2 separate regions of the Mus musculus genome follow, and region 2 is linked to region 1. A link is a contact called in ENCODE Hi-C or POLR2A ChIA-PET data. All regions are on one chromosome and are shown on one strand. Each heading gives the region's core, a stretch centred on a gene start or an enhancer-like site at or near the end of the contact. The rest is flanking DNA. Distances are from core to core; before and after follow the strand shown.

Evidence for each region. A loop is a pair of places that touch in the nucleus more often than their neighbours do. ChIA-PET counts read pairs that join two places held with the same protein, here RNA polymerase II (POLR2A).
Region 2: a loop to region 1 is called in a map of heart, with 1.9 times the contacts of the local background. The contact joins the promoter of Tmem65 here to the promoter of Atad2 in region 1. A Hi-C loop is called at or near these places in 1 of 37 maps with a recorded cell type or tissue (heart). POLR2A ChIA-PET finds 5 or more read pairs at or near these places in 1 of 5 experiments (Patski).

What each region holds. Positions count from the first base shown.
Region 1 is chr15:58,133,657-58,137,186 of GRCm38, forward strand. Atad2 (ATPase family, AAA domain containing 2) reads right to left here and starts at 1,426. Exons shown (of 28, transcript NM_027435.2): 1 at 1,151-1,426. The coding sequence starts at 1,318.
Region 2 is chr15:58,821,884-58,825,663 of GRCm38, forward strand. Tmem65 (transmembrane protein 65) reads right to left here and starts at 1,544. Exons shown (of 7, transcript NM_175212.4): 1 at 960-1,544. The coding sequence starts at 1,245.

The DNA.
Region 1 (3,530 bases), core at 176-2,675:
GATTTCTGAGTTCGAGGCCAGCCTGGTCTACAAAGTGAGTTCCAGGACAGCCAGGGCTACACAGAGAAACCCTGTCTCAAAAAAAAAAAAAAAAAAAAAAAAAAAAAAAAAAAAACCAAACCAAAACAAAGCAAACAAACGAAGACTGTTTCATCCCAGTCCCCAAGGAAGCTACGTCTGTCTACAAGTGATTCACTTTATATAGTGCCAATACAAGATTAGGGTTGTCTGAACTAAGTGGACACTGCTGTGTCACTCCCAGCGCAGCGCTCCTGATCAGACTTCCAGTCTCCTGACCAGCTACGCGTCTGTTTTCCTACTCCCTCACTGCAACCGGACCATCACTACCGGTTTCGGAAACTTTAGTGTTTCTTCCTCAACCTCAACCTTTTTGGTGAACGCTGTCCCCGCTGTCCCCCTTCCACCACCGCCGAAGCCGGGCGATGTGTAATCTCTCCGCACTGGTCCCAGTGATGGGCAAGAAGCATTTGCAAACCTCCCACTACAGAGACTGTAAATGCAGCATGAAGCTGCCAGAAAAGGAAAGCTGTGGGAGGCACAAAAAACCGAAGTTCCAATTCCAGAACTGTCTACCACTCTCTGTTTACCTTTCTGGAGCCCATGTCTTCATCTGTCACACCGATAACCACCAACCAGAAGGTCCTCTAAGGCTTGTCAAGAGACTTAAAGTGCAACCACGCAATGTCGCCGTTCGTCCCTCCATATTATGCAACCTGATATTTTACTTCGCTTGAGTCTCACGATGGAACCTCCCTGGACCGTACATGGAGGTCAGTGGACTCTTTACTGTCTGGGCCCACAACTCAAGATGCTCCCGTGCACGCGCTCCAGCAGTCAGGGGGTTCGCACTCCCCTGACTGACGCGACCCGGGGAAGGAACCGGGAAGGAGGTGATGGGGGGAGCACAAGGTCGGCCCAAAGCTCCTCCGCTCGGCCCTACGCAGCGCTTCGGCTCTAGGTTTCCTCTTGCGTAGAAAGAGGTGGCGACCAACTTGCTCTGCCCGCTTCCAGCCAGTTCTGTCTTTCCAGAACCTTCCACCTCGCTGGTCCACGACAGCCCACTACCCCAGAGCGGGGCGCGCGTCTCCAACCCGGGGCCCAAAGCTCCCCGCCCTAGGTCGGTACTCACGCCCGCCGCCTTGGACGCCGTCGATTTCCTCCCGGCTCGGCGCAATCTGGGCCGCCTCCCGCCGCTGTCCTGCAGGCTGAGGAACTCACTGGACAGGTCCAGAGAGTCGGTGGCCGAGGAGGTGGTGGAGCGACTGTGCAGCTCCAGGCTGCTGCGGAGGACCACCATGGTGCCCCGCTTGCAGAAGCCGGAACCCGAGGCGGGGGAAGTGGAGAACCTGGCTCCGGAGGAGGCTGCTCAGGCGCTCACGCGCTCTGAATTCTGGCGCCACAAACTGCGCGCCCAGCGGCCGCAGCGTACGCGCGCCGAATCCCTCCGCCGCCGGCCACGCCTCCTGACCCCACCCCCAGATCGACGAACCCGAAATTCTCCTCCAATCCGAAGAGCGCGGGAACCGGAGCCGACGCGAACCGAGGCGCCAGCGAACCGCGTCGAGCCCCCTCACAGGAATTTGCGACGTCGTTCTTCCAGCTGTAGTTCCGGCTCTCCGCCCTCAGTGGAAGGAGACGGAGAGAGCGGTGCAGCGTCTTGTTTGGAATTTTGGCGCGTGGAGGCGGAAGGGCCCTTTGGCTCCCTGCCGGCGGCTTCCCGCCATCTAGGCTTCAAACGCCAGAAAAAAAAGGTCCTTAAACCAAGCACTTTGCCTCCGATAGGTTTGACTTTGAGACTTGAAGAGGTTTTTATTGATGAACTAACAAAAATAAACTGCACGAAAGAAAGAAAATATAATGGTCCTTAAAGACAGCTAAAAGAACTGGCAACAGCTATTGGGATAGAATGAGTCATATAAACTTACCCGGGATTAAAAAAAAAAAAAGCTAACTTGTAAAGTAATTACGACATAAAGTTAATGGCCAGTCACCTTATAAATGATCAAATTCTTTCCTGTGCTCAGAATGGTTTGTAGTCGTGCTAGGTACAAATGTAATTCATTTACAGAGACAAGCTTTTGCTGTGTCTATTTTGTCAAGGTTAAGCGTAAAAAAAGTAATTAAATGCAACATTTTTTTTTTAATTAGGGGTATACATAATAGATTATATGATGGCTCTCAAACCCCTCAAAGAGATCTGCTGACTGACATTTTTATTTTATTTATTTACTTATTTATTTATTTTTTTTTTGTTTTGTTTTGTTTTTCGGGACAGGGTTTCTCTGTATAACCCTGGCTGTCCTGGAACTCACTCTGTAGACCAGGCTTGGCCTCGAACTCAGAAATCTGCCTGTCTCTGCCTCCCAAGTGCTGGGATTAAAGGCGTGTGCCACCACGCCCGGCTTCTGACTGACATTTTAAGGTGTTTCATGAAAATGGCTTCCCCCGGCAGACAATACCAGCTCTGCTAGCCTCAGCTGAGGAAGATGAGCAGTAACAGACTCCACCTGGACCTGCTTCCCAGATGCTAACTGGCCACTTGGCAAAGAACTACCCCATCCCTCACCCACTGCCAGAGCCCAGTCCAAACTGTGGACACGGGTTGACTGCTCTACCCTGCCTTGCAAAGGTACCTCAGCTCCCCAGAATTCCTCCTCCGCAGAAAAATCTCTCAGACCTTCTGGGTCTGACATAAGGCCGATGATAGGACCCTCTGTGGCAGCTGGTGGTGGAAGACTGACAACCTCTGCCCCAAACAAAGCCATCAAGATCACCATGGAGTAGCCCAGGGTGGCTGTCTACGTAACAGATAAATCACCTCTGTCATTCTTAATTGATACAGAGGCCATTTGGCATTAAAAATAAATAAATAAAAAGCTTTGTTAAACAAGAGATATAAATGTCCCAATTCAATAGGAACAGATTCCATTGAACTTCTAACCTTTCCAGCCCTGGCCCATTTTGATTTGAGGTACTCTCTTAATAAACAGTTTCTGTAGCTGGCAGTGGTGGTTCATTCACGCCTTTAATCCCAGCACTCAGGAGGCAGAGGCAGGTGGATCTCATGAGTAGTAGGCCAGCCTGGTTTATAAGACTACACACAAAAAAAACTTTTTTCTAAAACAAAACGTGTGTATGTATGTATGTAGTAGCAGTTTCTGTTTCTACCACTATCCACATATCCCTGTCTCAATTCTTTGTTCTGAGGCAGAAGAAACTGGAGATCCCAGTGGGCATTTAGTTGGACCTTGATATTCATCTATAATACTCCTGTTTTCTACCCCTTGAGTGCTGAATTACACATCTGTACCATCACACCATTTATGTGGTGCCTGGGATTGAATCAAGAGTTTCTTTCCTTCTTTCTTTCTTTTAAGATTTATTTATTTATTATGTGTAACAGACTCCACCTGGACCTGCTTCAAGTGTGATAACTGGCTGTCTTCAGACACTGCAGAAAAGGCCATCAGATCTTATTATGGATGGGTCTGAGCCACCATGTGGTTGCT
Region 2 (3,780 bases), core at 294-2,793, 690 kb after region 1:
GCCACGTTCCGAATCAGTGCTGAAGTGTTCTATACTTCAGAACTTACAGAATGTTTACATAATACTTTATATTACCAACTTCAACTATTTAAAAACTTCCTAACACATCCAAATGTCACATAAAGAGTAGCTGTGTTTTTGTGTATACAACAGAATTTACATAGCAAGAAAAAAAAAACTTTAAAGACTGAATCCATTGTAGTCTTTGCATCTTTTCAATGCCTTTTCACATACACTCAAATTCTGACCTACCACATTCCGCACTTGTTTTAAAAATATCCTATCTTAACGTGTCTGTTTAAAAATAGCTTTCCTTTCATCCTTTCCCAATTATTTTTAAGTAGAAGTGTGCTTTTCATTTTCAAGTCACAGATTTCTTAGCCCCAACCACCCAAAAACTCACTTCATTCTTTCAAACTCCAAGGAAACAAACTCTGGAGTTCAATTTGAATCTCCAGACTTCCAGTACACACTCAGTTGCTGGCTCGATACAATCTTTCCTTGGGCCATTTCACAACCAAATGTGAGAAGCAATATAACAAACCAAGAGCATCTTGGGAGGGGACATCCACACACCTTCAAGAAAGTTTCCGGCTGCCTGCCCAGTTCCTGGCACTTTCTTAGACCAGGCAGGGCATGCCACCTGCATGGGTACACGGTCTCAGGAAGACACCAAAGGCTTAGGGAATGGAGGGCTGGAGAGAGGAGGCACAGGACAAACCAAAACACAACCCTGAGAGGCAGCTGACATTTCAGGATGAAGCTCCGAAATTCCACGGCCAGGGAGGCACCAGCCAAGCTCGGCCCTAACTACCTGGCACGATCCGCTCGTGTCCTGTCTTGGGGACACTCGGAAGGTGGAAAGTTTCCCCTTTCGGCCGTGCCAGGAGCGGGGCAGAGTGTGGGGAGGCGACAGGGGTCTGAGAAGTAGGTCTTCCCAGGCGGCCCCACCCGCTTACCTTGTGCGATGGCAATGGACTCGAAGCGGTGCAGCTCTTTGAGCAAGCAGCTCCTCTCCGTGGAGTGCAGGCTGTAGATGAAGTCGCGCGCGCCCTGCGCCGTGTTCAGCGCCTCCATGGGCTCCTTCTTGGGGTGTGTGCCCAGAAGCCGGGGACCGCCGGGAACCCCGAGCGCCAGCAGTCCCCGGCCGCAGCAGCACCAGGACGGCAGGCGGGGCGCGGCGGCAGGGCCGGGCCTCAGGCTGCGCGCCGTCCGGCTCCCCAGCAGCGGCAGCAGCCGGGACATGGCGCTGGAGCGCGACCCCCGCAGCGGTCCCAAGGGAAGACGGCTTCGGGGCGCAGCTGGACAGAGGCTCAGGAGCTGGGCTCAGCCCGGCCCCGCCCCGGGTCCTCCTGACGCGCGGCCCGGGCGCCCGACACCATGCACTCGGCGGGCCCGCGCGGCGACCGCCTCCCAGCCGTGCCCGCTCCGCTTCCCGCAGGCCGTGAGCCCGGGAAAACTTTCTGCGCCGCGGCCGGGCCGGGAGCTCGGAGCGGGCGGGCGGTGCGGGCGGGCGGGCGCCTCCCGGATGAGGAGCGGCGGCGCGGGCGAGCTCGGCGAGCGTGTCTGATCTTCCAGAGGGATGAGTCACCGCGCGCCGCCCTCCTCCGGCGCCGCCCTCCGCCGCCGACCGCTTTCCCACCCTCTGGCCTCACGCCGGCCTCACTCGGTAGGGCTGCTGCGCCCTCAAAGCAACCGCGCCGTGACAATCAGGCCCGAGCCGCAGCCGCCACCCCTAGCGGCGGAGCCCGGGATAGGAGGGCGGGGCGGCAGGGACTGGGCGGGGACTGGGCGGGGCCACGCAGGCGCATAGCCGCTTGGGAGGGAGCTCATCCTGGAGTCTCCACCCACTCCTTTGCGTGGCAAGGAAAGGAAGGGGTGCTTACCCCGTCAGACGGCATCCGCCTGTGTTAAATGCACGGCAGAGAGCAGCAAAATAGAGTTCAGGGCTGGATGCCCGGCGGGGTGGTGCAGCTCCCGCACTGCTCTCCGAAGCACCGTCCTAAATCTGGAGTTCGGACGGCCCTGGAGGAGCAGCCGGATGGATAAGAGCCTCGTGGGGTCACCGCACCCAGCCCAGGCCTGCGGGACATGAAGCACAAAGAGCCGCACCCTTCGCCAAGCCAGAGAGTGCCCACCGAGGCCAGACAGTGCGGCGCTGAAACGCCCTCTCTGGCAGCACCCTGGGGAAGGCGGCAGGGCCGGCTCAACCCGTCCCAAAAAGAGGAGGGTGTGAGGCTGAGACTTAAGATTTGGGGAGGAGAATACTCTTCCCTGACCCGACAGCTGTTTACTTGGAGATTGTCAACTCTGGAGCCAGGGCGAGAATGTCATAAACCTTTATCGAATGGTCTCTGGGGATTTATGTCCCTCTTTTGGTGCCACGCGGAGGAGAGACTCATCCCTCTTGCCCAGATCCTAGATATTTGCAAGGCCAGGGTCAAATGTCACCTCCTTCATGAAACGTTCCCTTCTTTGTAAGGAAGATCACTGCTTTATCTGAACCTATCTGAGGACACTTAGGCACCCTATCTTAGAAAAATAAATCTGCTTAGACGATAAATCTACTCAAGTGTAATCAAGATCCAAATCCCCTCCTTATCGTAACCACTGCTGCAGCTCAGAACCTTGCATGAAGTGAATGTGCTATAAGCACGTAAGACAGCACAGCCAGTCCCACAGCTGTGGTTTTGAACTTGCAAATGCAATGAACCTCAGACCAAAAGTACTTGGAAAAAAAAGATGTATCTGCAGACTTTCTCATTATTCCGTTAATGGAACAGTGTAACAACTATTTCCGTGCACCTACACTGTATTGGTTATTATAAGTAATCCAGAGATGATTTAAAGTATGTCGGAGAGTCCAATCAGCTGTACTTTTATAAACCCTTCAGTTAAAATTAATGTCCTCAAGAGTGAACGGGAGGGGGGACGGGGGGGGGGAGGCTAACTGGGGGGGGGGGGGAGACCCTCCCCTAGAGTGGGTGGCACCTTCTGCCGGGTGGCCTAGAGAAGAAGAGGACTCCTCGAAACTCTGAAATTCCCATATTGCTTCTTTACACTGCCTTCAATTCTTACCAGAGAACGTGTCCACCTTTGTTCCTACTGCTGCCCTCCACTGACACCACTGTTCCCTTCTACAGCCTTCTGAGCTGGAATGACAACCAGAAACCCTTCAGGACTCTTCCAAGTCCCAAGCACCAGATTTGGACTGTGGCCAAATCCAGCTTCATGTACAGTGTGTGTGTGTGTGTTGTGGGAGCGGGGGGGGGGGGGGGGGGGAGGGTCCTGCAAGCTCTACAGCAGCAGGGAAATGAACTACCAGAGCCTCAGCTCAGCCAGCAGTCAGCTGGTGCTGATTCAGACTTCTGGAGTCTGACACCAGACCAGTTTATTTTAGACTTATTTAAATAAAGTACAATTTTGGAAAAGTTTCTTGGTAACAATTATCCCAATCCCACCTGCACAATAAAGCTTAAAGCTACACTGAAACTAATGTGTAAAGTTCATGTGACCTCGACCATGAAGATGGGCTGTTTAGCTTAAGGGCCTAGGATCTGGTGTGCTTTTGGTCATACAGATAGAACAAAGGTTACCAGGTTATGAAGTGCACATGACACCTCCTCTAAGGATGGGTTCTATTGACTGAGAAACAAAGAGAGGTCTAGGGAGAAAGAATCTAGGATAGCCCTATAGATAGCAAAGATCTCCAGGCTATTAACAACATACATTCTCAGCCTTCTTGGTGGAAAACATATACATTTTCTCCACTGAGGAGAC